Linked DNA regions of Homo sapiens: region 2 is linked to region 1. A link is a loop called in an ENCODE intact Hi-C map of the cell type or tissue named here. Cell type or tissue: MCF 10A. All regions are shown on one strand. Each heading gives the region's core, and the rest is flanking DNA. Links, peaks and the distances in the headings are about the cores only. Region 1 overlaps TMEFF2 (transmembrane protein with EGF like and two follistatin like domains 2). Region 2 overlaps CAVIN2-AS1 (CAVIN2 and TMEFF2 antisense RNA 1).

What was found. Hi-C counts contacts between places; a loop is a spot of excess contacts. Peaks named below come from ENCODE experiments on the same cell type or tissue, not always from the same donor. Only the 100,000 strongest peaks of a DNase experiment are listed, where the experiment ranks them.
Region 2: it touches region 1 in a loop (3-fold over the local background); 2 of 110 quality-filtered maps call a loop at or near these places.

The regions. Positions count from the first base shown.
Region 1 is chr2:192,139,379-192,151,690 of GRCh38, reverse strand. The region is part of intron 4 of TMEFF2 (transmembrane protein with EGF like and two follistatin like domains 2); the gene reads left to right. Among named protein-coding and RNA genes, the nearest start is that of TMEFF2, 49 kb to the left of the region's middle. In MCF 10A, for the core only: no CTCF peak of the experiment used is centred there; a DNase peak (open chromatin) is centred at 5,160.
Region 2 is chr2:191,873,371-191,885,682 of GRCh38, reverse strand. The region is part of intron 1 of CAVIN2-AS1 (CAVIN2 and TMEFF2 antisense RNA 1); the gene reads right to left. It also overlaps the pseudogene DNAJB1P1. Among named protein-coding and RNA genes, the nearest start is that of CAVIN2, 32 kb to the right of the region's middle. In MCF 10A, for the core only: no CTCF peak of the experiment used is centred there; a DNase peak (open chromatin) is centred at 6,902.

The DNA of each region.
Region 1 (12,312 bases), core at 1,401-9,400:
GTGTCAGAGAAAAGTTTGAGAACAATTTACTTCTCTGGTTCCTGTTTACACTTCTAGTCTGGGGGACTAAACTTGGAAATTTACCTCAAAATTCTAACCATCACGCTCTTGATAGTCACTGGTTAAAAAAACAAACAAATAAACAAACAAAAGCAAACTCGTCTTTCCCAATTTTCCCTTAGAGTTTCTTAATCAACATAGTTGCTCTTAGATTCAGGTTCAGACATCTCCAAATGAACATGTGAAAATGCAACTCTTGATTTTTCTAAACAGTTATACATACTACAGCCATGGTGATCATCTTAAAACAGTAGCAGACCAATGGTTCTCAAAAGTTACTAGATATTAGAATTATGTGGAGAGTTTTTAAAAAGTAACTGATGCCCATATTCTTAACCAAGTGTATTAGTTTGTTTTCACACTGCTATAAAGACATACTTGAGACAGGGTAATTTATAAATAAAAGAGGTTTAATTAACTCACAGTTCCTCATGGCTGGGGAGGCCTCAGGAAACTTACAATCATGGTGGAAGGGGAAGAGGCATGTCTTACATGGTAGCAGATGAGAGAGAGTGAGCAAGATTGAGGAAAACTGCCTTATAAAACCATCAGATCTTATGAGAACTCACTCACTATTTTGAGAACAGCATGGGGGAAAATGCCCCCATGATCCAATCACCTCCCATATGGTACCTCCCTCGACACATGGGGATTATAGGGATTACAATTCGAGATGAGATTTGAGTGGGGACACAGAACCAAACCATATCACCAAAGTAATGAATCCTTTCTAAGGGAGAAAAACTCATATGAAATGTGTGACCCACCTCATCTCCAACCACAGAGAATGAAAATGTAAACTTGACATGCTAAACTCAAACTTTTCAAAGACAAAGAAGAGGCTGGGAGGAGAAATGTACTAGGGTGGAAATTCTGGCTCCCATCCTCCATTTGTTCCCTGAGAAGTTAGAACTGAATGTAAAAAAAAAAAAAAACATGAAGTGTCCTCTGCTTGGACCTAGGAGTATGTGCTTTGGAAGCACTCTTGATGCCTCAAGTATGAGACACTTTAGGAAAAGTAACCCAAACCAGAAGAGAACTGATAGTGGAATAAAGAACATAGGATGTAGTGCAGGGCCTGGATGCACCTGTTCTATGCATTACTGCAGAGTTGTGCACTAAAGCATCCACCAAAAACATCCCTGATTTTAGTTTCTGTTCCTTAGGTTTGTTTCTTAACATTGTAAAAAGCATTCAACTGGACAGTGTTGGGCTGAGCGGTGAATGTTTCTCCAAGATTGTAGATCAAGGCTTGATACAAGTGAATTGTGAAACACCCCACACTGGCCCATATTGTTAGGGGCATGGCTGACATCTGGCTACTAACAGTTTCCTTCTGTTCTTTTGTCAACGTCAGCCTGATTATTTTAATAACAATTCTTGTGTGTCACTATCCTTGTTTGTATATTTTTTTAGAGGAATATGGTAACTAAGTTTCCGTTGAGGAAAAATACAAATTTAAAAAATCTAAAACATCTTGTGTGTTTTATTTGTTCACTTGTTAGTTATATTTTAATTAATTTTAAAATGATGTATATAAATGAACAAGATATGTCTCAAAAATCACAAGTGGAACTTATTAATATCAGTTCTAAATAGTGCCTGGCAACAAAACATTGGTTTCCAGAGCCTTACAAAGAATTGCTGTATAATGGGCCTTCTAAACTAATGTTAGATAGAAGTTGCACTTAATAAAGTTACTGAGATATTAAATTATTATAGTTGAAAGTTAGCCAGGAAGTTATATAATATTTTGCCTTCATGGAATTGTGTGTTTAACAATAAACAAGTCAATCCCTTCATCAAGAAATTGTATGAAAATATGTAATGGTACGTGTAAGATAGACTTCTTATTACACTCTTCTGTCTTTAGAATGTGTGACTCCAACATATTTCATCACAGGTTATTTACTGTTCTTAAGGCAGACAGTAGTATAACCATTACTATCATTACCATAAGCTTTAATTTAGAGCTCATGTGCATAGTGTAAGTGTGAAAAAATTCACAAACTAAGTTTATACTCTGAACTTCATATTTAAGGCAGCTTTTCTATTAAATGTACATCTAATATTCCCTTTCCATGTTCTGAGTTCAAAGCTCCATTGCTTCAAATATTAAAAATCCCCCAGAAGTCTTTAATCAGCACAGCTCTCCTATAGAAGAGATCCAAATGAAATTTGAAGAATAGAAAAAGCATAATTGGAGCTATTTTTTCAATTCCTTCTTCCTCCCCCCTCACTATGCTTGTCTCTCTCATTCTTGTATACACACCCACTCGTACATATTTTTGGAGGCAGAAGAGCACTGCTTGCTTTTTGTGCAAATGAAATAGCAAAAGAAAACATGTTGCTGTGAAGCTGAAATACACTCATCAGACTACCAAGTGCTTCTAGAGAAAGCTTTCACTGAACGTCATTCTGAGGGACGCAGCTCCCTTCCTCTTGAGGCCCTAGGCATGAACCATCCGACTTCCCAATCCAACAAAACCTATCAGACAATGAACAGCAGTTGAATGCAAAATTAAAGGCCTGAATATTGTAGTCACTAAGTGATTGGTAGCTTGTGACTGAGGGAAATGGGGAAAAAATAAGCCATTCTCTTGTTTCTTCTCGCCTCTCTTTGTGGTTTTCTTGTCATTCTAAAAATGCTGAAAATGCTGTGGGACTTAGGGACCTCCTGGACACAGAAGATAGTCTAAAAATACATTTGTTTAAAAATTTAAAAAAAATTCCACTTTAGAATTTGTCTTCTTTTGAGGTAATCTGTTACACAAGGCTGCTATAATTTGGCTTTCAGCAGTAACAACTAGTTATGCCAAAAATGAATCGTAAATAAAGTCTAGACAAATGCAGTGTTTTTATTCCAGAGGCAGCCAGCAGATGCTTTGTGTAACCTGCACTCTCCTGCTGGCCAGATTAATTTTGCACTATGCTTTTACTGTGTAATGCCTTGGAACAAAACAAATTTAAAATGTGTCCTTTGGCCACTTGGACTTCCTCAGATCACTCACTGTAGCATTCTTCAATATTAACGAAGAGTAAACAGTTTAAGGGCCTTCTGATAGTCAATGACATATCACACAGCCCTACTTAGGCCAAGGAGTTCACAAGCAAAGTAATAAGTACTCCAGAGATGTTCTTCAGTTGTCAAAATTCTGTAGCATGTCAAGTGTGGAAAGAAGGACAAGGAAGAGGAATGCAAACCTAGGGGAACAGAAATCTCAACTTTCTCCATGGACTGTCGATCAAGTATATCATTATAATATCTGAAAACCTTGCCTTTCCCTTCTGTGATAGTCATATTATTGTGGAAAATATGAAACCTTTCAGATCCAACACTTTCTCTTCAAAATGCATGTTATATTTGAACAAACAACACTGCTGCTTTTCTAAATGGATTAGTAACAGGATCTTAAAAACCAGGCTTTTTCTTTTTGAGTGAACCAGTGTATCACTGCTGAGGAAAAGAGCAGAAAGGTTAGTGGAGCTTGTCCTTGAAATATAGCCCAAATTGATACTCTGTGCAACCTAAATGTAAGCATTAGCTGCAGTGATTGTGGGACACATGATTGAGCTTTCCACTCATTACAAGCAATTCTCCTAAGCTCAATAGACAGACTTTCCTTAATTGAGGAACAGGCATTACCAATGAATTTTTATGAGTTTATTCATTCTAGAATTGTTCATCATAATGCAGTCAGTTTATTATATTAAAAATATATATCACAACTGAAGCAGTTTTGTAAAACAGATGTTAATACACTACTGTATCTATTTATTTGTACCTTGGGGATATAAGGGGGAAAAAAAGCAAACTGCATGCTGCATGAAAAATCATAGCCATCCAATAGCTAATGGCTATCATGTTGAAAGTCAAGTAAATGCTTCCACTGAGCCCCAGTCAAATGTTTGGGGTTGATTATAGTAAGATGAAAGGGTTAGTTGAAATTGCAAGTAGATGTAGCACAATTGGGTATTAATTTTTTTTAACGTTTGTTGAAAATGGAAACCATCATTCTCAGCAAACTGTCACAAGGACAAAAAACCAAACACTGCATGTTCTCACTCATAGGTGGGAATTGAACAATGAGAACACTTGGACACAGTAAGGGGAACATCACACACCGGGGCCTGTTGTGGGGTGGGGGGAGTGGGGAGGGATAGCATTAGGAGATATACCTAACGTAAATGACGAGTTAATGGGTGCAGCACACCAACATGGCACATGTATACATATGTAACAAACCTGCACATTATGCACATGTACCCTAAAACTTAAAGTATAATAAAAAAAAGAGAAAATAAAACATAAAGGAAGATAACTGAAGTGTATTGTTTATCATTATAAGTGGACTACTGTCTGCTACTTCTAGCTCACTGTGTCTATCTGAATTTATATATACCCACTGTGATTTAATCTTCAGTTTAACTAGTAGATGCCAGTCCATATTTTCACTATATCTACAAGAGTTCCTGTTTCTTCTTATGACTACTCATATCAATAATTCTGGAAAGGGGAGTCTTAAAAGCCACTTAAAAAGAAGAGTGACCCAAGAAAGCAGAAGGCTAAAGTAAAGTGCAGTTGTCATCTATTTATAGACTGAGTATTTTAATTATGCCTTTTAATGTATTACTATGGTTAAAAATAAAAGCTGTGTATGAAGTCTTGAAAACTAAAACTGAAATGTTTATGTTTTATTATAGTTACAATTTTTCCTTTGAACTTTCCAAATAAAAAATTCCCCTGCAGACTCATAGACAACCAGTATTGCTTAGCTTACGCTGTAAGCCTGTAAATGGGGAAAATTGTTCAAGAGTGTAATCACTAAGCCATGAATATGGCTCTGGGTGCTCTTATGCAAGTTTCTCTGGCCAGTATTTTTATGTATGGTTTGTTGGAATATATTTTTTCTTTTCTTAGATTTAAAAGAGTTGTTAGAAAATGTGCAATTGGAGAATAACTTACACACACACACATACACACACACTATAGGCTGTTTCTATGGGCCTCTATAAAGCTTACAAATTCAGAAAATAGGATATTCACATTCTCTCAATGAATCAGAAATGTAGCAGTTCACATGACTAAGCTGATGACTAAGCAGACACTTGGGGAGAAGAGCTTGCAAATTGGGCTTTAGGGAAAATGCTGTCATTAGACTCTAAAAATCTAAAATAATTATCACTTAAAGCCAATGTGAAAAATTAATTACAATATTTTTAGGTCATTAATTTTTCTAGTCTCAGATCTCTTCCTCCCCTCCACACCCATTTCCTGGCATATTTTAATCTAGCCCAATATTTAAAATAAATCAAATGTCAGAGGAACTCTTTAAAAATCAAACCTGGAGTTTCTGTCAGTTCTTTTTCCACAATGTTTTTATTGGCCAGTAGCCTATGTTCTGAGAATAATCCATTTTCTCCTAACTAGAAAGACTTTTAAAAAATTTTTTGCAGTTGTCATAGAGATGGAACCTAGCATGGTGGCAGGATGTCAGTTATTTTGTCTTTTGTGATATTTATATTTTTGTGAATATTTTTATGGTGTTTTTTTTCCTGCCTGCATGAGGTGATTCTCCTGCCTGTCTTGTGATAGTAAACACAGGAGTAAACGTGCTCTATTTCCTCACCTGCTAACATTTGAGTGTGATATGCTTAGTTAATCAGTTCACTGAAGCAATTAAGTTGCTTTTCAGTTTTTTTTCTTTTTGTGTCTTCAAAAGGGCTTCATCTTCTGGAAGTGCCACATTGACATGGTAAGAACAAGTTTATATGGTGCTTGCAAGATGTTGCTCACTATTCTAAGTTCTATAAGTAGAATAAAACATTGAATCATTGTGGCAACCCTAAAATATACCGATGAAAACTGAGGCACAGAGAAGTTAAATAACTTTCCCAAGACTGCGTGCCTAGTAAGTTGACAGTACAGTATTTAAAGTGAGTAATCTGTGCCTAGAATCTGTGACCTTAGCCATGACTCTGTTCTTCTCACACAGAAATTTACTCATGTTTTTTCAATTATGCAGAAGAGCCATCCCCAAAAGATTATTTAAGATGAATGCTTTGTCATTTTTTTTATCATGTAGTGGACATACTTTCAAAACGTTACATTGTATTAATTAAAATCTCTGATTCCTAGTATAATATAGACTTTTAATTCCTTGCTACTGCCAAGGAATTGCTTACTTGAAATAAAATTTTACTTAAAAATGGGTACTCTGTGTTACCATATACTTCTATATTGCTGTCTCTTTTCAGCTCAGCATTTTACTGTAAAAAGAAATGCACACATATTTAAAAGTTCTTATATACAATGAAGATTCGTGACATTCGTTACTGAATTTATAGAATACATAATCAGAATTTTATAAACACAAGTATGTATTTTCTAATGATAATGTTGCAAAATTAGTTACTTTTCAAAGGAATCAAGATCAAATTTCTTGTACTTAATAAAGTTAATAAGTAATTAATAATGTAAGATATTGTTATATAATTTAGTGTTCCTTGTGTACTAGGACTAGCACTATATAATATGCATATTTACATCCTTAGAAAATTTTGTTTTTCTGTTAAAAATGTATGTTCAGTTTTCCCCAAAATGGGAAAATATCTCAGAATAAAATACCTATTTGTTTCAAGTATATCAACAAATAATGTTTACTCAAAAATCTCCCAGATTTGTATTTTTTTGAAAATGTTAGAAAACTCCCAAATCTTACATTAAATTAGTTATGATTTGGCCTTTAATCACTTTAATCATTTTATCAGAAGAGTTGAAGTCTACTAAGTCAAGTTAGATATGATCCCACTAGTGACTGTAACTTTGTATGTTAAACCACCTGTTCTCAGCATGTACAGGAACATTATCTTCTGTTTGAAAAAGGTAACATAAAAAACTTAATAAAAGCCAAACAACCCTGCACTTGTTGTTATTACATTTAAATAAGTTATTTAACCTTTTGTCATTTGCTTTTGCTCATTCAGGAACAAGATTTAAAGTACTATCAGATGAATGTTAAAACGTACTTGCACACACATTAATTTAGCCAATTCTATGGTTGTCTACAAAATAAAGGACAGAATAAAGCTAGACAATTCAGTAAAAATATTGCTGGATAAGGGCTAGGTAAGCTAAAATTGCTAAAGATGGCTCCTATCTCTGCTCTAACATTATTGGACAAATAGAGCGTGATACTTAGAGATGGGTATGGGATGAGTATGAGTCTGGATGAGACTAGAAGATGAAAAGCAGTAGAATCAAAATTTTTAAAGCATCAGATAAATCTATTTACCTGTTCTCCAATATCATGCCCTTGGCAATGAGGAAAAATTAATCTTTCATACTAATCATTAAAATAAAGAAAAAGGAGGTAAAAACTTCCCAGGTGATATTTGAGAAATGAAATCAGAAAATGGGGAGAGTGATGGTGATGGCGACGATGTGGGAAGGACTGTGGGCTCTTAGGAATAAGTTATCCTTGTTGTCTTTCAAGTACTTGAACGCAGATTTCAAAAAATAGAAATTATGTTTTTCTTACCACATAAATGAAGACTTATGATTTTGTAAGTGTTTTGATATCCACCACAGTTTTAAAATAACCCAGTAATACTTGCAGTGTTATTTTTGTAGTGTAACCACTTGTGTGAATGAACACATAGCTAATAAATGGTTAAATGGAATAAAGACTGGCCTAAGAGCATGACATTATGAAGTAAAAAGTCAGGCAAAAATAAACCGCTGTATGTGCAAAAGATTTTACATTCTAAATTAAAAGTAACTATTAAAAATATCACTGAGAAGAGAGTATAGGTCTTATATCCTTCAAATAAACCACTTGGTAAATGCAGGGAATGCTACAGGAAGGTGCCTCTGCTACTCAGAAGTTAACGAAAATGTGTGGTTGTCATGGGGATACTCAAATTACAGAAAGAAAGAAATCAGGAAATGATGAATGTAATTAATTTTTCTTGAAGTTCAACTGATGCAAGGTAAAAGCATATTTATTATGTGACTGTCTAGCCATCCATGATATTAAAAAAATGAATAAATACCAAATTTGCAATATATGTAAATTAGGCAAATTTTGTCATGGAAGTTCACAACAAATACAATTATAGTTACTCACTGAGGAATTTAATTTTTTCATATGGGTTTGCATAAATAAATAAATAATTTATAAATATAGAAGGCTGACTTTTGTTAGTTTTTGCACTTTTTATTAGGAGAAAAATTAATCAAAGAGGATGCAATAGCCCGCATACACCAGAAGCAATTGGTGTGTCAAATTTGCTGTAGTGCTGAGCAGTAGACCACTCTTTCAGGGTAGAATTTGAGCAGCTTTCAAATGCCCAGTTCTGCTGCTAACATTAAATTAGATAAACAGATCAAGATTAGATTAGATAAATAGATCAGGCAAATAAGTGAACAATATAGTTGTTAAAAAAAAATTCAGGAGTAGTAGGGGCTGGTGAGTTTTACGTAGACTAAAGAGCTCATGCTTTGTCTAAATGAGCAGCAGCAAGTTAATTTCTCTAATAGTTGTCCTGCATGAATTTGAATCCATACATGCTAGATCTGATTTTTCATGGGAAGCTGAACATGTTTCCATGAAATATTTTTCTGCAAAACCTCCTAATTTTTAAATGTGGGCAAGTAATATGTTTAATCAGCTAGTGGAACACAAAAGAACTACTGTCAGCAACTAGTTTGGGATCTTTTATAGGGCTTTATGTAGAGTTGTCCTTCATAAGCAGGCTAAAAACTGATCAATTAGGGATTTGTTGGTTGGAATCTGGTTGGAATCTTATTACATTTCCTTATTCACAGGTGTATGAATATGAAGCAGTCCACTGTGTTAGATCAGTGGTAGCTTTTAATAAATGATAGCTTCTTCAATCTGTAGGTATAGTCTGCGTTTCATAGATCCCAGGTACCAACCTAATAAAACCTTCCTATCAGTACCTGCATTCCAGGCCATGGATATTTTTAGTTAACACTTCTTTATGGTTCACAAGAGAATTTTACATAATTCCAGCCTTCCATAATTCATAATTCCAGTCCATAATTCCATAATTCCAGTCATTATGGGATTCCGTAATTCCATAATGTCCAGTAAAAGAATTGGCTAATTGCTACTCCCATCGTTTGCCAATCTTCAGATAAAATTTTAGCATCTATAACAACGAGAAATTTGTGTAACTTTTTTATAAAGATTAATGTATATGTACTCCTTCATGGGTTTAGAATAAGAAAAAAAAATGGTGTCATCTTCAATGTTGAAAAATATGCCAGATCTTCAAACCAAAAGGCACTACATTTGGCCCACTGAGAACTAATTTATTCACCAAAGTCACCTCAATATGCCAGATTGAGTTCTTTGCTTCTAGGAGAATCCAAGATTTAAATCTACATGTAACAAACATATGATACCTAACGTTCACAGAGTGCCAAGAATTTACAAACTACATTTTAAAATAAGATCTCATTTTGATCCTAGATATAATGAAAACACACATCAAACTCTTTCATTCCCTCTTTGACTTCCCAAAGAGGGTCTTTAAAAAATATTCTAATGGATTATTTTCTTATTTTTTCTGTAAAGTCTTTATCACACTGAAAATTACAGTGTGATACAGTGGCATATATTATCATAATGTGATAATATATACTTGATTCTATATCATTTTTTAGTTAAATTTTCCCATATAAGCCTAGGAGGATTGAAGGAGATGTTATTTGTAAAGAGCCTCAACCTAGTGCCCTGGAATATAGACAGTTTGTAATAAATACAAATATCCTTAGTTGTTTCGATTTTGGTCACCTTCTTTCTAATACACCTGTTTTGTCCAACTTATCCACTTCTGCCAATTCCTAAAACATAAATTCAATCATGGTAATTTCACACTCCAACATGTGCTGTGGATCCTTCCTGCCTCTAAAGATGGGGCATAGCTTTCAAAGCCCTCTCTTTCATGCTTCCTCTTTACCATTGTGTTTTATCCAAACTAAACAACTTTCTGTTCAGGGTTTCTCTTAGCTTAGTAGCTTTGTTAACAATGTTCCCATCTACCTGGAATTATTTTACTAAATAATAATAAAAGTCAAATGCATGTTTGAGACCTAGCTCTATGAAATACTTCTACACTTCTTTTTTTTTTTTTTTTTTTTCTTTTTTGAGACGGAGTCTCACTCTGTCGCCCAGCCTGGAGTGCAGTGGCAAAATCTCAGCTCACTGCAACCTCCGACTTTTGGGCTCAAACGATTCCACTGCTTCAGCCTCTGGAGTAACTGGGATTACAGGCATGCACCACCATGCCCGGCTAATTTTTGTATTTTTAGTAGAGACAGGATTACACCATGTTGGCCAGGCTGGTCTCGAACTCCTGACCTCAACTGATCCACCTGCCTCAGCCTCCCAGAGTGCTAGGATTATAGCCGTGAGCCACCGCGCCTGGCCAATATGCTTATAATATTCCTACAGTTCTAACAGCCTTCACCTTCTCTGGTTCCAGGACCCTCTCGGTTCTTAGAGGACATACCTATAAGTTTTGAGCCTTAAAATTAATGGAGTACATACCTTAGCTCCATTATAAGATCATAAGCATATTTAGGATAAAGACTCCATCCCACTCACTTTTGTATACCCAGAAAGGGGTAAAATGCTTTTCACATAGTAAATGCTCCATAAATAGTTATTGAATTAACTTGGCAGAAACTATAGGAGCCATTGACCAGCTTCCTGCCCTATTCAGAAATCAACTCTACATCATTCCCCCTGTCCTGCCTGTGGCTAAAATACGTGCAAGCTCATGACTTCATGACATGGTGTTTTTCCTTGTTGAAAAATTGAAATTATTAGAAAATTTTCTTGTTTTGAGCTGAAATATTCTTTCCACTTCACTCTTACCTCTGCCTGTGGAATTGGAGTACTATTTTTTTTTCTTCTACATGCCAATCCTTGAAATGTTGATACGGTGCTCACCCTCAGCATTCTCTTATCATGGTGAACCTCACCGACCTTTCACCCCCACGTTGTGTTTTTTTTATATGGCTCCATTCTGGTCATCCTCTTTTTAAATGCTGCTCATTCTTATCAGTCTATTTCTTTCAATGTGGAACCCAGAACTGAGCAGAATACTGTGTGAATGATCTGACCAGTACAGAATGTGGTAGAAATATCATCTCCCTCGGTGCGGACACCACATTCCTATAATTCAGCCTACAACTTTAGCAGCCAGATTATGTGGTTAGCTCATAGTGAGCTTCAACAAATAATGATTTAATGAGTGCCTGTATCTGCCAGGCACCATAAGGACCCTCCACATGTTATCTCAGTAAAGTTTATAAAGCTCGATTAAAACTCCCATGTTCTTGTCAAACAAATTGCTGTCAAGAAAACATCTTCTGTCCTCAATGTGTATAATTGTCATCTCAACACAAATCTAAGATTTTTCATTTATCTCAGTTAAATTTTATTATTTTGGTATTGTCTCATCCCTTATCCCAGTTAAATTTCATTATGCTGGCTTTGCCTCATCCCTTTAACCTGTCAAGATCATTTAAAATTCTGTGTCTGGTGTCAAAGATAGCAGTCAGTTTTTTCCAGCTTTGAGTCAACTACCTTGTTGATAAGGAAGCCATTTAGTTTTCAGCTAAGACGTTGCTGAAAAAAGAAAAAAAGTGTTGAACTGAATGGAGCAGAGCCAAGGATGAAAGCTACCTCTCTAGACTCCTTCCTACAGATTTACAATTAGAATCCCTAAAGTAGGGCTCTTCTATAGCTACAAATTCATTAAAGATTCTAGCATTCAACCCACATTCTCCATCATAGTTAAAGGGAGCAGCATGAGCATTTTTAAAGTGTGATTTATATAATGATAGACCTCATGAAATAATGAGATTCGTTTGGCATGCAGCATGCTCACCACTTACTAGAAGTTCCAAACTACTAGTTTGGCAAAACTTTTTATGAAATTGTCCAGGGTTGAATAACAGTCTCATAAATCTTTGGATTCTATACTTTGACTTTTATCCATTTTTGAAAATTGGTCATTTGTTCATCTCTGATCTTGTGGGATTTACTCTGTTCACCATCATTTCCCAGTGATTACCCAGAATGATTTGTTTCACCTTTCAAATGTAATTCATCAGTGTTTGGACTGCTACATTCATTTAAACAGACAAAATGCTCTCATAATCTTTGCTCTTATTTTGTGCTTCAATTACCTCTTGATGGTGCTGTCCTTCCT
Region 2 (12,312 bases), core at 2,944-10,943, 270 kb after region 1:
ATTCACAACTCTAGCAAGCCACCACTTTAGGAAGCCACCCTGGCACCTTGGAGAGAAAACAAACTGCAGGGGAGAGCTTCTGTTTCCCTTAATCTCTGTAGTTAAGCACACAGGAAAAAGACTGGGAGCATAGTTTCAATTATTGTCAGAATTTTCCATAATCTGACAACTCATTGCTTTTGCAACATTTATAATCCCAGTCCTTTGATGGGCAGGCCTGTGCCAATTTGCATGACTGCTATTTAAAGATGAAACCCAAAAGGTATACATATGCTTCAACATGGCTGCAATTTTTGCTGTTCAGAGAACACAGCAAGATAAATAACCATGCCATGAGAAATTACAGCATTATGTACTGCAATAAATATGACAAATGATAGGCCAGATATTCATTGGCTCATAACAGTTGGCAGGCATAACCATCTGTGGATCCAAAGTTCAAACTATTTGTTTTCTCTCCTACATCTGCCTTGATATTTCCCTCCTCAGCTGGATCCTCTGGCCTTTAAGGCCTCCTGGACAACCTTGGGAAACCTTTGACTTTATTGGGTTTTCATTAAGAAACATAAGACTCGCAGCAAAAAAGCAAAACTCTCTATATGTATGAAAGAGATGGAGAAAAAAAAAGAGATCTGATGTCCCTTTCTTAGTGTAGGCAGTTTTTAACTTGCAAAGAATCTGAAAGCAGGAAAAGCAAACCTAAGGATAATTAAGAAAAATGATGGTATTTGTTGCCACAGAAGAAATAAATCTTCTGTGTCTCTCGTTTATTTATTGATTAAACAAGGAACCCTACAATGGATTTAAGTTCCTGCTTTTGTCACTAGAAAGGTAACACTAAAGTCCATTATTTCATTATGTGAAATGCTAATCTATATTTCTCATTTAGAACCTAAACCTTCTGCTTGGTGGAAATCTCACAGCTTATACCACTGATAAGAGAAAGCCTAATGAGCCCTAATGTCACCACAGCAAAACTTGCCCAATTAGACCAGCTGTTCCACAGAGAAGTACACTGTGAACCTCTAATGCAGAATCTTGACAGCTTGGAGTTGAAAACTCATGCTAAGAAAAATCAGATTTTTAAAAAGGTATCTACTTCTAAGCACAGCTACTTCTTGCTCTTGATTCTCCCTACTAGGATATAGGAAAGGGTTCCATCAGAAAGGTGGGGAAAAAGTTTTTCAGGCAGTGAAGGATGCTAACAGAATTTTCTGTAATAGAAACCTTTCCCTTAGTTACTAACCCAACCTGGATTGAGACAGCTGGGCAGACAACCTGACATTCTGATTATTAGGTATTTTGTCTTCTGTATGAATGTTTTCTCTTTCAGCACTTATTAATATAAAGCGAAATGGTAACACCCAGGAGCAACTTTTTTTTCTACTCCCCTCACACACAAAACACCAAACCAAAAAGTCATCAGGGGAAATTTGGTGGGGAAAAAAAAGCACAGAATTATGAGAGCACTCTACTACCATTTCTTACCCAAGTGCTGCACCATCAAATCAATATTGTCACAGTAAGGTAAATCTATTCAGCAATATTTATTGACCAAATGTTCATTCAGTATCTTCTTTGTATACAAGAAGTAGATTCTGTGGGATGGGGGGAGGTGGAGTGGAGATGGGGGTGTCAGGGGCTAAAGATAAATCAGACAGAGTTCCACCTTTGGAAGCTTCCAGTTCATGAAGAGGAATCATTCTAGTGCAAAACAGAGACACAGGGAACACGGATAGTTCTGGGGGGACCAGAGGAGAGACATGTTCAGCTTTGAGAATAGAATGAAGGAAGGTTTCAGGTGAGACCTGAAGCAAAGGTGAGACTTGAACATGCAGCTTTGAGAAAGCAGAAAGGAACAGAGGAAGGATCTCAACAAAAGCAAGAAGGTACAAAAGTGCTTGTGAGCCAAGGAGAGTGAGTAAATGGCCAGAGTACCAGGTGCATAAACAATCCTTGAAAATCATCTATTCACAAATATTAACTGAGCACTTCTCTTAATATATGTCTGGCACTCTGGAGCACTGAGAAGACAGAAGTGAACAAAACAAGATGTCGACTCTCACGGTTATATTCTAGCTGGGGAAGACAAACATTAAAAAAAAGTATAGTGTATTACATGGTTTAAAATTATGTAAGTATTGGAGCATAGGGGTTATAGGAAGTGTTCAGAGGAATTTCCTCAATAAAGCAACTTTGTTTTTTGAAATGGGGTCTCACTCTGTCGCCCAGGCTGGAGTGCAGTGCAGTGGCACAATAGTGGCTCACTGCAGCCTCCACCTCCCAGATTCAGGTGTTCCCTTCTGCCTCAGCCACCCGAGTAACTGGGACTACAGGCACGGGCCACCACGTCTGGCTTATTTTTCTATTTTTTGTAGAGACAGGGTCTCACTATGTTGCCCAAGCTGGTCTCAAGTTCCTAGGCTCAAGCCATCCTTCTGCCTTGGCTTCCCAAAGTCCTGTGATTACAGGCATGAGCCACTGCACCTGGCTGGTAAGATAACTTTTGAGCAGACACCTAAAGTAAGTGAAGGGTAAATTAAGTGTGTATCTTTGAGACTTATAATCCAAGCAGAGACCCTGAGGCAAGACCTGTCTAGTATGGGTGGAGAAAGAAGGCTAGATGGCTGGGCAAAGGTGAAGGAGGCAGGAGATGGATACCAGAGAGTTGGCCCAGGCAGAGGGTGTCCTGCCACATTCTCAGGGCTTGTCTGACAGAGATAGAATTTGGGATTTCCTTTGGATGAGATAAGAACACTCTGGAAGTTTTGGAGCAGAGAAGTGGCATAACCTAACTACATTTTGAGATGAATACTACAACTGCTGTGTAAAAGATAGACAAGAGATGGTAAGCATGGAATCTGAGAGTCCAGTTAGAAGACCACAGCAACAGGACAGACAAGAACAGTGCGGAAAAGAGATGATGGTGGCATGAAGGAGAAGTGAATTGTGAATGTGAATCTTCTAAGGGCAAGAAAAGGTTTAAAACAGCATTCATAGGGTGCTTATTCTTAGTTTGAATTGGCCACGTTTTCTTTATTTACAAAAGTGTAGCTTACACAGCTGCATGGTAGTTTGACCCTGACAATCATATTATTCAAAATGTACAACCATCAAAGTTAACTTCGATTCCTCTGAAGTCCCAGCTATAATGTCAACCTCTGCAAGCAGGACAAGAAGTGATTGCAATGGTGTTGCAACTTATTTGACTATAGCATTAGTGACATTGTCACTGTGGACACTCTCACCCAGGACTTTGAAACTGCAGTTCTCTCCAGTCACAGCTAAAATGAGAACTAAGGTTAAAAAGCCAACTGCACTCCTTTACTCCTGTAACTGTCATTAACCATTAAAGAAAGAATGTGATCTCTTTGTATAACAGGCACTTCTGGCCGGATGGGTATACAGAGTCCGGGACCGGGCGGTGGCGGAGCCGGGGGATGGCGACAGCAGGTCAGTGGGCTGCAGGCGGGGGCCGTGGGCAAAGACTACTACCAGACGCTGGGCCTGGCCCGCGGCGCGTCAGACGAGGAGATCAAGCGGGCCTACCGCCGCCAGGCGCTGCGCTACCACCCAGACAAGAACAAGGAGCCCGGCGCCGAGGAGAAGTTCAAGGAGATCGCCGAGGCCTATGAGGTGCTCAGAGACCCGCGCAAGCGCGAGATCTTCGACCACTACCGGGAGGAAGCCCTAAAGGGCAGCGGCCCCAGTGGCGGTAGCGGCGGTGGTGCCAATGCTACCTCTTTCAGCTACACATTCCATGGAGAGCCTCTTGCCATGTTTGCTGAGTTCTTCGGTGGCAAAAATCCGTTTGACGCCTTTTTTGGGCAGCGGAACGGGGAGGAAGTCATGGACATTGCTGACCCATTCTCTGGCTTCCCTATGGGAATGGGTGGCTTCACCAACATGAACTTTGGCCGCTCCCGCCCTGCCCAAGAGCCCACCCGAAAGAAGCAAGATCCCCCAGTCACCCACGACCTTCGAGTCTCCCTTGAAGAGATCTACAGCGGTTGTACCAAGAAGATGTACCAAGAAGATGAAAATCTCCCACAAGCGGCTAAACCCCGACGGAAAGAGCATTCGAAACGAAGACAAAATCTTGACCATCGAAGTGAAGAAGGGGTGGAAAGAAGGGACCAAGATCACCTTCCCCAAAGAAGGAGACCAGACCTCCAACAACATTCCAGCTGATATCGTCTTTGTTTTAAAGGACAAGCCACACAATACCTTTAAGAGAGATGGTTCTGATGTCATTTATCCTTCCAGGATCAGCCTCCCGGAGGCTCTGTGTGGCACACAGTGAACGTCCCCACTCTGGACGGCAGGACCATTCCCGTCGTGTTCAAAGATGCCATCAGGCCTGGCATGCGACGAAAAGTTCGTGGAGAAGGCCTTCCCCTCCCCAAAACGCCAGAGAAACGTGGGGACCTCATTATTGAATTGGAAGTGATCTTCCCCGAAAGGATTCCCCAGACATCAAGAACCATACTTGAGCAGATTCTTTCAAGCTACCTGAGCTACCTGAGCTCCCCAAGGACTGACCAGGGACCTATCCAGAGCTCAAGGATTTCTGGATCTTTCTACCAGTTGTGGACCATGAGAGGGTGGGAGGGCCCAGGGAGGGCTTTTGTACTGCTGAATGTTTTCCAGAGCATATATTACAATCTTTCAAAGTCATACACTAGACTTCGGTGGTTTTGGAGTAATAGGGCATCAGGTAGTGGGAACAGCAGGAAAAAGCATTCCAGTCTGCCCCACTGGGTCCGCAGCCCTCCCAGGATGGGCCCACATCCTCCTCCTGCAGTCCCCGTCCAGGGTCAAGAGGCAGACCAGCAGCTGGACTTGATCCCTCTGAGTCCCTTTGCTTCTGGCTGGTAGATAATGTCGACCCGCTGTCTTGGTTCCCAGACCCTGTACGCTCCTCCGTTTCTGTTGTATGATCAGTTCTTGGCTTATTCTGTATTTGTCTCCCATGTCTTGCTCTTCCCCTGAAGAATTCTGTCTTCTCTTTGGCCATCTCAAATTGAGAACCTAAACTATTCCTGCAGAACTGCCTGGCTGGTGCCCACAAGCAATACCCCTTTTTCCAGCAGCACCAAGGGAGCCAGCCTCCAGTGAGTGACTCCAGCAAGTGCAGCCACCTCTCTCTTGAGAGTCTGGGAGCCTGGACCCATCAAGGGGCCCTCCTGACCTCTGGCTCTAGTGAAGCTGAATGTCCTCACTTTGTGGGTCACACTCTTTCCATTTCTGTAAGGCAATCTTGGCACACCTGGGGCTTACCAGTGGCCCAGGTAATTTTTTGTTTCATGGACTATGGACTCTTTCAAAGGGATATGATCCTTTTGAATTTTGCACAGCCCTAGATATAATCCCTTTTCATAAATGGGTCTTTGCTTCTGATTACAGGAGCACTGTGGAACATCTATAAATATGTTTTTATAATTCCATGTATAGTTGATGTACACTCAAATAAAACCTGTCCCCAGCAGCCACTGCTCTTTGTATAGGGCCATAATGGAATTCTGAAGAAATCTTGGGGAGGGAGGGGGAGTTGGAACAAATGTCTGTTCCCTGGAGGCCAGTCTGGTGCTCAGACCTTTAGACTTACTGTAAGTTGCCACTGCCAACATGAGACCAAAGTGTGTGACTTGTCAATGCTGCATGACAGCATTAAAGACTGATGCTAAGCCTTAATTAAAAAAAAAAAAAAAAAAGCCACTTCTTTTCTTCTTTCCTGGTAAATTTGCCATAAACCTTCTCCAAGACCTTAGATAAGAAAATGTGTGGCATTATCTGTGCTTTTAGGCAGCAAAGAAAGAACAGGGAGTGACTGATGACCATTTTCTCCCCATCACTAGTGCTGCCTAATGATCTGTTTGCTCCACAACCTTCCAGGTGACTTAGGGATACAGTTCTCCTCACTTAGTCCTGGCTCCCTCATCTTCTCCCTCACGCCTTCATGGTACCACTCTGATTTCTATATGTTTCACATCTCCTATCACAGCTTCATTTTATTATTAACACAAGTTATCATGTCATGGGAGAGGTACTTGCATGATGGCTTGGGTATCTCAACAGTCACATGACTGATAAACTCTTAAAATCACTCAGGTAAGAACTGCTGCAGCAGATCGAATAGAATTGATAAAGAAAACCATATTTCTAAATGCCTACAGCAACCTCTAGGTCAGTTTCCTTCTCTGACTCAAAAATAAGAAAGGAAGGAGAAGAATCCACCAGCATAATGTGATGAGAAGTGCAAGGTGAAATAACAATGCAGGTCAAGCTGGCATTTGTTGTTACTAAAAGTGATGAGCTGCTATTCCTTCCCCTATAACTGCTTTTCCTCCTTCAGGAAAAATAATTCTATATCAGTTATTATCTTTCCTAAGCAATAGAGTATGAGAATTTTTTCCCACTATAAGATGATAGCCCCATTGTAAAATAAGGATGACCATTACCTCTGAGTATGACACTGTTTTTGGAAAACAACAATTATTCACATAATACCATTAACAAAAATACTTTAAAGTGGTGCTTTCCAAATTTTAATGTGCCTATGAATCACCTGAAGATCCTGCTAAAAATTAGATTCTGCTTCAGAGGGTCTGGGGTGTGGCCTAAAATTCTGCATTTTTAATAAACTCGTGGGTAAAAGTCAATGTTGTCAGTCTGCCAATCACATTTTGTGTAGCAAGACTAACCATTACCTTCAGCATTATATTTTTGATTACTCTGGATTTTGTTTTGCTTCCTAGAATATGCTAGTTTTCTACTGGATTTGACTTTTGATCAGGACCATTGGTCTTCCAGTGCTTGGAAGTTCTCTGGTGACAGGCTTTAATACTTCAACTTTTTAATGACTATAGTTGGTTATGTATTATGTTTCCCAGTGTTAGCTGCATTCTTTGGCTATGATTCATGCACTACATTTACTGTTAATACGTAATGTAAGTCACTTTGCTGATGTGTTGAAGTTGGTAATTAAATCCTTTAAAAATCCAGTAAGCAAGAGTCAGATTGCTTAAGAAATACTGAATTTCTTTGGAAAATATCAAGGCCCTAACAATCACCTTTCAAGAGGGAAAAAAAATCTATTTTACCAATTTTACTTGCTCCTTAGTAGAGCAAGAGCTATGAAAATCATGGAAGAGAACTTTGAATAAAAATACTGTTATTTTACCTTTTGATTCAGATCCTATAATTTCAAAGAAAGTCTTTGAAGATAGATTGATTTTGATAATTTTCTTCATTGCACTTAACATCACCTGGAGCCAATCAAAAGAAATCAGAAAATCTAACATTTGAGTGTGAAGCAAAAACAACACCTTTATATGTTAAACTTCAGTGTTTCTGAAAGTGAGAGTTTGAAAGGCTGAGAGGTTGAAAGCTCTGGTTTCATCCATTCACATAAGAAAGGAACATAGTGTCTTGTCCACAGACAAATTCAAATCACATTTGCTAAGCTGGTGGTTCTATCTGAAACCTCTCTTAAGTACGATGTGTTGATCAAGCCAAAGTGTGCCCTGTAATTTGTTTTACAGATAAGCATCCTCTAAAGTCTATGGTTGAGAATATTCTATTTCCTCGAAACCTATGCCAATTTATTTTCAAAGTGCCAAGTTGGGATGGTATTTGGGTATGCAGGAGGATATATTGCGCAATTGTCATTTAACCATAGATTAAATGTCTGCATAAAAAGGAATGCGTTTTACAATTTTCAAATTGATGAAAGTTTTATGGGGAGATGTAATGAGAATAAGGATGTATTTTATGCAGGGGGGAATGCTATCTGGCAGTAAGAACCAAAGATGAGGATTTAAGAGTCTAGGATTGAATTGGTGGCATCACAAAAGATGTCTTTAGGCATGGATGCTCCAAGGTAGGTCAAAAGAGCATCAACGGAATCATAGATGCTCACTGCTTCCTTTGAAACCTCAAAGACTCCCTGGTTCCCAGGGTATAAGGAGAGGGCAGGATCACCTGTGTGAAGCTGGGCACATTATTGAAAGGAGCACAGCATAGAGCAGAGGTGGCATAACATGATGGTCAGAGGAATGGACTCCCCAGCTCGACTGCCTATGTTTCAATCTGCTTACTAACTGCGTGACCTTGGGGAGAGTATTTAACTTCCTTGTGCCTCAGTTTCTAAGCCATAATGAAATGAAAATAATAATAGTATCTACCCCATAGGGTTGTTACAAGGAGTGAGTAACAGTTGTATAATGCTCAGATCAGTCTCTCATGTAAGTGTGAGCGGTTTGTTTGTTAAGTAAATGAATCAATAATTAAGCAAAGTGGTTTAGATGTACATTCTCTAGACTCAGGTTGCCTAGTTTCAAATTCCAGCTCTCTGCCACTCTACTGGGCAAGTTACTAGTCTTAGGTTACTCACATAATACCATCTACTATTAAATGAGTGGTCTCGGGCAAGTTACTAGCCTATCTGAGCTTGGTTTATTCATATAGCAATATACTTTCTAAAGTTGATATATGTTAGTTTCCTACCCCATACTAGTCTTATCATTAAATTTGATAAGTATGCCATCAACTGACTGGAAAACCTTTAAGTGAGAAAAGGGCAAAGAAAGAAAACAAGACAAACACCCTTTAACATTGCACCAGAAGTATTCTTCCAGGTTAGCATCCACACATAAATCAACCCTCCCTGGGCACAGTCGTTCATCAATTATGACTTCACTTCACAGTGCTGTCATGCAGCCCATATTTGACTATTTAGTCTACAAAAATAATATCTTTTTACTGCATGTTTTTTAGTACACAGTACACAATGATAACACATTCCATTTATATAGCACATTAATGTTTTGTAAAGCCTTTCACATCCATTATTTTATTTAACTAGACATACTGTAAGAGGCTCATTTGTCTTTGAAGAAGCAGCATTGAGGAGGAAAATTCCAAATTTAATTTAAAACCATGTTTTTACTGCTACCAGGAGTTATCATTGAAAATAGTACTTCCATCAATGGTTCTTTTTCAGTGGCAGATGGTAGTCACTGCATCTCTGGATGTTCGCTGCAGTGGACAAAGCCATCCCAACATTAAAATAATTCTTCATGTACTCCCCTTTCCTCTTTTCTGTTTCCATCTAATCTCATATCATCATATCACCCACTATTTTGAAAACATCTCTACTTAAAGGAAAAGTAAAATGTTTTCACAGATGTATTCAGAGTCTCTGCTCATCTACCACTATGGTGAATTTGTCTATAACTCCCTTTCCTTGAGCCCAATACCTGCAGATGAGGTGTGTGCTGCACTCCAACACTTGGTCAGTGTACAGCCTAAGCATTAGTATTACCTCAGTGTTCCTCCTCTTCAGCCCATGATCCCTTTGCCCAGGATTTCCTTGTTTTATTTATTACCTGGACTTCTTTTTTACTTAACAAAAAAGTATTTTATCTCCTACTTTCAAAAGGAATCTGAGGTGTCCTAAAAACACATGAGCAAATCGGGGGTGTAAAGAGAGAAATAAGAAATGGCCTCCCCAGCTCTCCCTCTCACTGTCCTCAGCTTTACCATTGTCGTTCCCATCCATGCTCCACACTCAGACAGAGGTCACTTCATTCCAATAATCACAGTTTTATATCACTCTGTCAAGTGAATGTAAACTTTGGTTGCAGCCAACAGAGTCTTCTAAGGACTAATTTTTTTTTCTACTTTTCCTAACCCAGAATTCTCCATTTAAGGCCCTTGTAGGTCTCTGGAGACCTCATGTGCCTGGTTCTTCCTTTCCTGCCCTCATAACTTTCCCAAGAAGTTTATTTTATTTATTTCACAACATTTATATCAAGGTCTTAGTCTGCTCAGTCACTGTGCCTACTACATACACATGTCCTGTTACATACATCCACATTACATACATGTAATGCATGTGTGCATTACACGATGAGCTCATTTAATCCTCAGAACAATGCTTATGGGTGCTATTACCCACTTCACAAATGAGAAACTAAAATAGAGAGAGGTAAAGTGATTTCCACAATTTCAAGCTGAGTGGCAGAGCCAGGATGGGCCTCTGACAACCTGAGTCTACAGTCCTGCTCTTTACCTTGCCTCCACCCTGCCTCTCTGCTTCAACCACATGGAACAGCTGCTTTCTCAGGAGCACCTAGCGCCCAACTTACTCCTCAACGTGAGGATCATGACCCAACCTCTCCACAAAGCCACTGCAATGGCGTCACTCATTCTCTACCTGGCAGGGGAATTATCTAAATCATCATCACCCTCAAAATGTTGTGGAAATATATTAGTTTCAAAGACCCGTTCCTTGTGATGCTTCTTGATCTGTCTGAAGACCCCTATGGCTCCCCAAGGTCAGAGTACATGCTACTCTTATATTCCAAGCATCCTGTAAGCTGTCGTGTTCCTCCAACACTGGCTTCAATAGTTGGTGACCCACTAGGATTTTTTTGAAAATAATAACTTGAATTTATTGAGAATGAGTTTCATAGACCCAAGTATTTCTGCATTCAGCCTAGAAAGTAATTTTTGCATTGATCCTCATGAACAACATCTGAACTTAGAGATGTGAATGTATTGCCTAGCTTTGGAAGGAAATAGAAATGAAATTGAAATAAAACTACAAACCAGACTTAAAACAAAAAAAGGCATTTCTGAGTTTCTTCTTTTAGAGGAGAAAAAGCATAAGCCTAGTAGGAAAATAATGAGAGAGACAATTTAAAAAGAAATAAAAATGCACATCTCTACTTAGTAAACATCTCCTTTTCTTCCAATAATATATAATATTAATAGTAAAACTCTAGAAAATATTGAACATTTACATAGACCTTCTGTTTCACCAGACTTTTTCATCTCCAGACTTTTGTATTGTTTTTATTATTTCATATGACCTAATAAATTACCAGTAATGTACTGACTTAAAATATTTATTATCCGGAGTACCACATGATCAGTGAAGGATGGCAAATTTCTGTCAAAATAACTCACCCCCATTGATTTTGTATGAAATCGGGCTTTGCCTTTTATTATCTGGCTGAAGGAAAAAAAAAATAGTAACGAGTTCAATCCTTTCTTATTTTTCTATTTCTCCCCATCAACACCACTGCCAAAGAGTGTAAAATGTTTCTTAAATCCTCCCTACCTTTGCCAGTATCACACACACAAAAATGCATTATGCTATTTGAAGAGCAATTTTCTTCTCTAAATGGGTAGCAACTGAATATTAAAGCAGGTTACTTTACACTGGAAGAATACGATTTTTTTTACTTCCCCAAAATTCAACATATTAAAAATGTTTAAACTTGAAACTGACCAAAAAAAAATCATAATATGTTTTGACACTTAAATAGTTGGTTACCTTTTGGAAGATATTTTTTGTTATGGTTCCGGAGCATATGTTGGAGTTACAGTAAGTATTGTTATTTTATTTATTCCTATCAATACATGAAATTAAGTATTTTGAATATATCTATGCTAGTCCCTAATAGATGAGCATAAAGATGTAGCCTGTATCCAAAGCAAGATTGTCACTCACTAATAAATTTCTGAGGGGAAAGAAGAATATACTTCAAACACTAGGTTTTATAGACACCCTACAATGTATAACATTAGTGAATGACCAAGAAACCACCACAAACAATTGAGCAAGGTAGAGCTCACTCACTGTTGGGGAAATTGGCTGTCAAGGTGCCCTTAGAAGCATAGATTTTAAAAACTAAATATTAAAAAAAAATATGTGAAAATGTAGTAAATATTTAACCCCTGAGTGGGCAAGAATTTCTTTCTTTTTTTTTTTTTTTTTTTGAGATGAAGTATTGCTCTCCCAGGCCAGAGTGCAATGGCGTGATCTCAGGCCACTGCAACCTCTGCCTCAAGAGATTCTCCTGCCTCAGCCTCCTAAGTAGCTGGGATTACAGGCACCTGCCACCATGGTGGACAAGAATTTCTAAGCAGTAGAAGAAAGCATATGAATAATGGTTAATTATTTTACTAGATAATTTTTTTTTTGAGATGGGGTCTCACCATATTGCCCAGGCTGGTTTTGGACTCCTGAACTCAAGTGATCCTCCCACCTTGGCCTCCCAAATTATTAGGTCTACAGGTATGAGCCACCATGCCTGGCCAATTTTCAAGTTCAAAACACCAAAAAATAACATTAGTATAATTTAATAATAAATAATATATTGGAGAAATAGCGCACAAAATTCTAGTACACAAAATGTTACATGTAATGTTATCGGAAAGCTTTCCCTTATTAAGAAAAATACTAAAACATTACCAGAAGATGTGCAAAGAACATGAACAGATATTTTACACAACAACAAA